Regions from separate parts of the Homo sapiens genome. Here region 2 is linked to region 1. The links are chromatin loops, found by intact Hi-C in ENCODE. Cell type or tissue: ovary. All regions are shown on one strand. Links, peaks and the distances in the headings refer to the core of each region. The heading gives the core; the rest is flanking DNA.

Region 1 (4,395 bases), core at 317-4,316:
TAGGAATACTTATTACAACCAAGGTTGTAATGGTGGAAAACTGGAAATGACCCAAATGTCTACTATCAGGAAAATGTATGAACACATTGTGATGTGCTGTATATGAAGGTAATACATGTCACTTAAAATAAGTGAACTAGGGCGTGGATGGATCATGTAAGTGTAATGCTGAAAGAACAAAGCATATTATAGAAGAACTCAAAGAGTCTAGTGTCATTTATGTACAGTATAAAAACATGCAAAATAATACCTTATGTATTTTTAGTTATATATATATATTAAGTAAAAGCATGAAGTACTGGATGGGAATGATCAGTGAATTCAAGGTGGTGGTTACCTCTGGGCTGTAGGCAGGTTCCACAGGCAGCTTCTTTAGGTTCGATAATGTTTTTGTTGCTTTAGGTATGTTTGGTACAGATGGTTCTGTTATTTTTATACCTTTCTGCCTGTCAAATATTTCATAATAAAACTTTAAAAAGAAAAATAAGAAAGATAAAGCAAGAAAGTAGAGCCACCTTTGGGAGTTTTCATGAACACGCTCAGGATAGCAAGCAAGCAAGACATTTAGGTTTCCTCCTAGGTCCTGTAGGTAGAGAAACTGGTGTATGGAATCATTAGGGTTATTTAAACCTGTCTCTGTATATGACATATCAGGTCACAATACAGTTTTTCCTGCTATCCTGAAGTACTTTTGAGAAGACCACTAATTTTAAGGAAAATAATATCCAAAGAGATTAAATAACAGTGTAAATAAATGTTACTTGCCTAGGATTTATGGTTACTAAGTGGCAGATTTCATTCATCATAACTTTCTAAAAGCACTTAACCGTTATTGGACATTTTAGAGGAGAGGGTTGGGGGAATTGGTAAGGGGTCTTCTCCTCCATTGGAATGGAAGTTCTACCAGGACTGGGACTTCCTGTTTTTCCCACTTCTATATACTCAGCAACCATCTCCAGAACAGTGTCTGGTGCCTAGCAGATGCCCAATAAATATTCCTTATATAGTTTGAGGAAAGTATATCTCAGATCTAATTTGAAATTATTTTTGTTTATTTTTATATCACTTGTCGCTAAAACTGTTGTATGTTCTAGGAATTTCCTGAGACCATATTACCTCTTAGCCCAGAAGTTTTATCTAGCCGATTACTTGATTTAAAGATCATGGGATTCCTGTCTGTAGTATTCTCTAGCAATAGATAGAAGAGTCACAGCAGACTCTGAATTGTTTTTCTCCATATTAACTTCTCTGTGTGCTAAAATGGAGGAAGGAAGTTAGATTAGAATGTTGCTTTTCTGGCAACACTGGCACCCAAAGCCTTTTCATCACAGCAAATGTTGATTCTGTAATGGAAGTTGGTCTTTTTGTGGTAATGGGAATGTTGCCTATCTTGATTTTGGTGGAGGTTACACAACTCTATACATTTGTCAAAACTAGTAGAAACAAAATAAGTTAATTTTATTGTGTGTATGTAAATTATACCTCAATAATTAAGATAAACTGAAATAAGAAACAAAGCCCAAAAGTTGGAACTTGTTTTTGAAAAAAGATGACAAGAGATTTTAAAGGAAGGGGTCTTACTGCAGAAGATATGAACATTTCCGTATGTTGTTGTTGGTGCTTGAACGTGATGCAGAATCTTTTTGACAAAAATTACCCTATTTTAAAATGAATTGTGGCTCCAGTCACATGCTCTTTGATTTTCTTTCTTTCTTTTTTAAAGCAGCATTTTCCCAGCTCAGCTCACACTTGACTGAATACACTGATCGATTATTTGGAGATTAACTAAGGCTTCTCATTTCCTGCTTTCCATTTCTCCTCTCCAGCAGGCCAGTGGGCCTTTGTTGTCTGGCATGTGCACCAAGATAAGCTATCAGGGCATGTTTGTATTAGAAAAATGTTTGTAGATGGAACGGTTATAAATAGACTAACTAGTATTAAAGGTTACCGTCTTTGTTTTGGTTTAAGTTAAAGGAAGAGAAGAAATAATTAAGATATTTAAGATAAGACAGACTGATTTACGTAAACCAGGAAAATATAATTTTTTAGTGTTCCTGCTGATTTTCCCTTTTCTTATCCAACTATTTGAATTTGTTTATTGGTAAGTTGCTGGCTGTACTTGGATTCCTATTATGCAGGCCAACTTTTGAGTCAGTAATTTCTAAAACTGTGTCTCTAGTGCTTCTTAAAAGTGCAAATATTTGTGTTGCTAAAAATTACTTTACTGTGTTACCAACTCTACACTCAGGGTTTAATTCAGACAGCAGTGGTACAAAAAGCATATCACCAGGAGAGGGCGGAATATTGCTAGATTCACATAAATTAGGTATATTAGTCATTATAAAAGATATGATTCAGTTAACATTGTAAGCTAATATCTTTCTTTTTCTTAAAGGTTTTGTTTAATGATGCCAGTTTTCTCAGGTAGGAAGCAGTATCATTTTTGAAATGGCCAGAAAGTTGCCTGGAATAGCGGAAATTATCTAGGTTATTATTTTCTGCATGCTTTCAGCTTCAAGGGTTCACCGTTGTTTTAAAGTAGTATACCTTTTTAATGTAGACAAATACTTGTTTGAATCAAGCTTTAAATATTTCTTTTATATCCTGAGCTCAGTTTTTGGAAAGATACCTTAAATTTGACAATGAGAGCTTCCTATTTAGATTTTTCTTCTTGTGTAACTTCTGCTCTCTACTGGAATGTCTGGAGTGTTTGGTTGTATAAATAATAATGAAATCTTTTTTAATAGTATCTGACATCTAAATGAATTTGTGCCTTAAAATCTCTAGTCATTGTGCTGTTTCGGGAGCATACTTTTTATTTAAATGATTGTGTCTAAAAGAGAGGGCACCTGGAGCCATCTGTGCAGCTTGTCGACTTCATCTCAGAGACCAGCCATTCTTAACTATGGTCCAGGGGTCTGTAGGGTTGAACTGTTTTCATAATGATACCAAGACGTCATTTGCTTTTTTTCACTGTCATTCTCTCAGGAGTGTACAGTGCATTCCACAAAAGGCTAAATGATGTGTGATATAGCTCAACAGATTGAATACAGAAGCAGAAGTAGATATGGGAATCTGTTTTCTTATTAAGCCAGAAGTAAAAGAGATTTGCAGAAATAAAAGTGTTACTCATTTCCTACATTATGTTCGTTCTAAAAATTATAGTTATTTGTTATAATTATTTATGTTAACACGAGCATGTAGTGGGTTTATTACTGTTATTAATGAATTCATAAATTACAAAAAAATTTATTTTTTTATTTTTATTATTATTATTTTTTGAGATGGAGTCTCACTCTGTCGCCAGGCTGGAGTGCAGTGGCGCAATTTCACTTTCACCTCCACTTCCCCGGTTCAAGCAATTCTCCTGCCTCAGCCTCCTGAGTAGCTGGGACTACAGGCACGAGCCACCATGCCCAGCTAATTTTTGTATTTTTAGTAGAGACGGGGTTTCACCATGTTGGCCAGGATGGTCTCGATCTCTTGACCTCGTGATCCGCCCGCCTCAGTCTCCCAAAGTGCTGGGATTACAGGCATGAGCCACCGCACCCAGCCAGAAATTTTTTTATTTTTAAATACAGTAAGTACTGATAAGCTATAACCCATGTTCTTTGACTCTTTAATAATTTTTAAGAATCTAAGGAATCTTGAAGCTTAAGATGTTTGAGAGGTCCTTCTGTAAAAAGTGTATTGAGTCAATAAAATATTTTCTTTTTTTTTAAGACAGGGTCTAGCTCTGTCACCCAGGCTGGAGTGTGGCAGTGCCATCATAGCTTATTGCAGCCTTTAGCTGTTGGGCTCAGGAGATCCTACCGCCTCAGTCTCCAGAATAACTGGGACTACAAGAGCATGACACCATGCCTGTCTAATGTTTAAATTTTTTGTAAAGGCAGAGTCTGACTTTGTTGTCCAAGTTAGTCTCAAACTACTGGGCTCAAGCGGTCTTCATGCCTCTGCCTTCCAAAGTGCTGGAATTACAGATGTGAGCCACTGTGCCCAACCTCAAGGAAATATTATCATGGTAGCTCATCATCGGTTTTTAATTGTAAAATCTCTGCCATGTATCTTTAATCATAAGTTGGTAAGTCTTACTTATAAAATAATGTGATGTTAAATAATGTGAGAAATTCCCCACCCTTTCTTTGACATCCTGCTCATTACCGCAAAGTCTGACCCCACCATTGATGTGTGGTTGAGCTCTGTAACTTTTCTGGCTATGTCATGTGTAAGAAGTCATTAATTCCCTCCAAATGAATAATATCACTGCCATCACCGCCGTCACCAAACAACAACCAAAGTATTATTACAAAAATGTCAAATTTTGTGATATTTGTACTCTTTTTTTTTTTTTTTTGCTTTTAAAGAAATTTAATGGACTGTTTAAAGCTTTAGTAG
Region 2 (4,395 bases), core at 75-4,074, 260 kb before region 1:
TGAGTAGCTGGGACTACAGGCACCCGCCACCACGCCCTGCTAATTTTTGTATTTTTAGTAGAGATGGGGTTTCACCATGTTGGCCAGGCTGGTCTCAAACTCCTGACTTCAAGTGATCTGCCCACTTTGGCCTCCCAAAGTGCTGGGATTACAGGTGTGAGCCACCGCACCTGGTCTCAAATATAATTTCTTTTACTATTTATTTCCAATTAGAGAAATCTTTAGTTACCCAGATCTGAAGTTAGTCCAACACAATGCATCCCATATATGTTCAAGGATTAAAATATTTGGAGTTTTAAATGCCGTCGTTACAGGGTTCATATTTCTATGAACATTTGGTCATTCTGAGCCAAACTGCCAGAATGAAAAGACAAATGAGATCTCTGCATCTTGATGTCCCCTCCCTACCCCTCCAGCCCTGAATTATTCTGTTATTTGATGACTACTGCAGGCGGAGGTCATTCTTCGCATGATTCTTTTAATGAATGGGCTGTTTCGTGCACATTTGTTTTCATGTCATGAGACAGTGGAGCAAACGGTTCGGGCTGAGAGAAGTCCCCACCCTCGCATCAGTGGAAAGCATGCAGAAAGACAGCCTGTGAGCAGAAAAAGGAGCGGCCAGATTCCCAAGTCCGCACACCGTGGAGAGAGGAAAGCTCTAAGCAGCCATTCCCTGGATGACCTTGCCTTCAGAGCAGTGGTTTGTAGCCATCTTCTGAGACATGGACTCCCTTTGAAACCCCATCAAGTGCTGTGGCTCTAACTCCCCAAAAAATGTGCATGTCACGTGCTGACACCCGTGTGCACACACATACACAGATATACATAGACACCCTCGCATTCCTTTTACATAATTTCCAGGGGTTTATGGGCACTTGAGGAATCCCTGGAATCAGAATCAGAAACCTTGCCTTAGACGTTGGGAAACAAAGTTACTTACGCCTTTTTTTCTTAAAATGTGCACCACTCAAGCCTCAACAACACAGTGAGACCCTGTCTGTTAAAAAAAAATTTAAAGGCCAGGCTTGGTGGCTCACGCCAATAATCCCAGCAGTTCAGGAGGCCGAGGTGGGTGGATCACCTGAGGTCAGGAGTTTGAGACTAGCCTGGCCAACATGATGAAACCCCATTTCTACTGAAAATACAAAAAATTAGCTGGGGGTGGCGGTGGGTGCCTATAATCCCAGCTACTCAGGAGGCTGAGGCAAGAGAATCACTTGAACCCAGGAGGTGGAGGCTGCAGTGAGCTGAGATCGCGCCATTCCACTCTAGCCCGGGCAACAAGAGTGAAACTCCGTCTCAAAAAAAAAGAAAAAATTTAAAAATAAACGTGGACGACACTCTTTTTTTTACTCTGTCTCCCAGGCTGGAGCTCAGTGGTAAGATCATGGCTCACTTCAGCCTTAAACTCCTGGGCTCAAGAGATCTTCCCACGTCTACCTCCCGAGTAGCTGAGATCACAGGCGTGTACCACCACACACGGCTAATTAAAAAAAAATTTTTTTTTTTGTTTTTGAGATGGAGTTTTGCTCTTGTCACCTAGGCTGTAGTGCAATGGCACGATCTCAGCTCACTGCAACCTCCGCCTCCCAGGTTCAAGTGATTCTCCTGCCTCAGCCTCCCAAGTAGCTGGGACTACAGGCACCCACCACCATGCCTTGCTAATTTTGTATTTTTAGTAGAGATGGGGTTTCACCATGTTGGTCAGGCTGGTCTCAAACTCCTGACCTCAGGTGATCCACCTGTCTTGGCCTCCCAAAGTGCCGGGATTACAGGCGTGAGCCACCGCACCCGGCCTAGTTTTTCTATTTTTTGTAGAGATGGGGTTTCTATGTTGCCCAGGCTGGTCTCGAACTCCTGAGCTCAAGCAATCTGCCCACCTCCACCTCTCAAAATGCTGGGATTACAGGCATGAGTCACTGTGCCCAGCCTGAGATAGTTTCTAAATAAATAAAATATGGCTGGGTGTGGTGGTGCATGCCTGTAATCCCAGCTACCCAGGAGGCTGAGGTGAGAGGATCACCTGAGCCAGTTAGGTGAGGCTGCACTGAAATGAGATTGCACCACTGCACCCCAGCCTGGGTGACAGAGTGAGACACTGTCTCAAAAATAATAAATAAGGCTGGGCGTGGTGGCTCACGCCTGAAATCCCAGCACTTTGGGAGGCTGAGGCGGGCGGATCACAAGGTCAGGAGTTTGAGACCAGCCTGGCCAAGATGGTGAACCCTCATCTCTACTAAAAATAAAAAGTTAGCCGGGCATGGTGGCACATGCCTGTAGTCCAGCTACTCGGGAGGCTGAGGCAGGAGAATTCCTTGAACCTGGGAGGCGGAGTTTGCAGTGAGCCAAGATCGTGCCACTGCACTCTAGCCTGGGTGACAGAGCGAGACTCCATCTCAAAAAATAAATAAATAAGATATTACAACTACAGCCAAAAGATTCTTCTCGGCCAGGCACAGTGGCTCACGCCTGTAATCCCAGCACTTTGGGAGGCTGAGGTGGGTGGATCACCTCAGGTCAGGAGTTCGAGACCAGCCTGACCAATATGGTGAAACCCTATCTCTACTAAAAATACAAAAATTAGCTAGGTGTGGTGTCGTGTGCCTGTAGTCCCAGCTACTTGGGAGCCTGAGACAGGAGAATCACTTGAACCCAGGAGGTGGAGTTTGCAGTGAGCCGAGATTGTGCCATTGAGACAGGGCAAGACTGTCTCAAAAAAAAAAAAAAAAAAAGATTCTTCTCACATTGCCTTCCTGCCACCCTCCCCAGAGGTAACTGATCCTGAAGTTGGTTTCACTCTTCTTAGAGAAGATGTGTGTACTTATATATATCCATAGAGTACATATGGCATTGTTTAGTATGTTTTTTTTTTTTTTGAGATGGAGTCTTGATCTGTCCCCCAGGCTGGAGTGCAGTGGCGCGATCTCGGCTCACTGCAAGCTCCACCTCCCAGGTTCATACCATTCTCCTGCCTCAGCCTTCTGAGTAGCTGGGACTACAGGTGCCTGCCACCATGCCTGGCTAATTTTTTTAAAAAATATTTTTAGTAGAGACGGGGTTTCACTGTGTTTGCCAGGATGGTCTCGATCTCTTGACCTCGTGATCTGCCTGCCTCTGCCTCCCAAAGTGCTGGGATTACAGGTGTGAGCCACCACGCCCAGCCTGTTTAGTATGTTTTTATAATTCATATGAATGGTGCCATTCTATAAATGTCTTTTTGTGTGTTAACTTTCTCCTTCAACATATATTTATTCCTTAGATTTTTTTGTGTCACTTCATGTAAGATTATTTTATCTTCACTTATTCCTTCTCTAATGTTCCTCCTTTCTTCATGTATTTCTGAATTTCTGACCAATGTCATTTTTCATCTCTCTTAAAAACTTTTTTAATTTTAATTTTTTATTTATTTATTTTTTTGGAGACAGAGTCTCACTCTGTTGCCCAGGCTGGAGTGCAGTGGCACCATCTCGGCTCACTGCAACCTCCGCCTCTTGAGTTCAAGCAATTCTCCTGTCTCAGCCTCTCGTGTAGCTGGGACTAGAGTCGCACGCTGCCACACCTGGCTAATTTTTTGTATTTTAGTAGAGACAGGGTTTCACTGTGTTGCCCAGGCTGGTCTCGATGTCCTGAGCTTAGGCAACCTGCCTGCCTCAGCCTCCCAAAGCGCTAGGATTACAGCCATGAGCCACTACGCCCAGCGTTATTTTATTTTATTTTATTTTATTTTGAGACAGCATCTCACTCCGTCACCCGGGCTGATGTACAATGGCACAATCTCATCTCACTGCAGCCTTGACCTCCCTAGCTCAGGTGATCCTCCCACCTCAGCCTCCTGGGTAGCTGGGATTACAGGTGTGCACCACCACATGTCGCCAATTTTTTGTATTTTTTTGTTTTTTGTAGAGATGAGTTTTTGCCATGTTGCCCAGGCTGGTCTTAGACTGCTGGGCTCAAGCAGTCTGCCTGCCTCGACCTTCCAAAGTGCTAGGATTACAGGCATTAAGCCACTGTGCCCAGGAAAACAAAAACAAAAACAAAAAACTTTAGGCCAGGTGCAGTGGCTCACACCTGTAATCCCAGTACTTTGGGAGGCCTAGGCGGGCAGATCACCAGAGGTCAGGAGTTCGAGATCGGCCTGGCCAACATGGTGAAACCCTGTTTCTACTAAAAATACAAAAATAAGCCGGGTGTGGTGGTGCACGTCTATAGTCCCAGTTACTTGGGAGGCTGAGGCAAGAGAATCACTTGAACTGGGAGGTGGAGGTTGCAGTGAGTCGAGATCGCGCCATTGCACTCCAGCCTGGGCGACAGAGTGAGACTCCACTTCAAAAAACAAAAACAAAAACAAACAAAAACAAAAAAATACTTTAAACATTTTTTGAAAAGCAGGTCTGC

Evidence for each region. A loop is a pair of places that touch in the nucleus more often than their neighbours do. Peaks named below come from ENCODE experiments on the same cell type or tissue, not always from the same donor. Only the 100,000 strongest peaks of a DNase experiment are listed, where the experiment ranks them.
Region 2: it touches region 1 in a loop (3-fold over the local background); 60 of 110 quality-filtered maps call a loop at or near these places.

Annotation. Positions count from the first base shown.
Region 1 is chr1:8,569,217-8,573,611 of GRCh38, reverse strand. The region is part of intron 4 of RERE (arginine-glutamic acid dipeptide repeats); the gene reads left to right. Among named protein-coding and RNA genes, the nearest start is that of SNORD128, 77 kb to the right of the region's middle. In ovary, for the core only: a CTCF peak has its summit at 2,287 (motif pointing right); no DNase peak of the experiment used is centred there; H3K27ac peaks cover 2,052 bases.
Region 2 is chr1:8,832,570-8,836,964 of GRCh38, reverse strand. No RefSeq gene overlaps it. Among named protein-coding and RNA genes, the nearest start is that of RERE, 17 kb to the right of the region's middle. In ovary, for the core only: no CTCF peak of the experiment used is centred there; no DNase peak of the experiment used is centred there.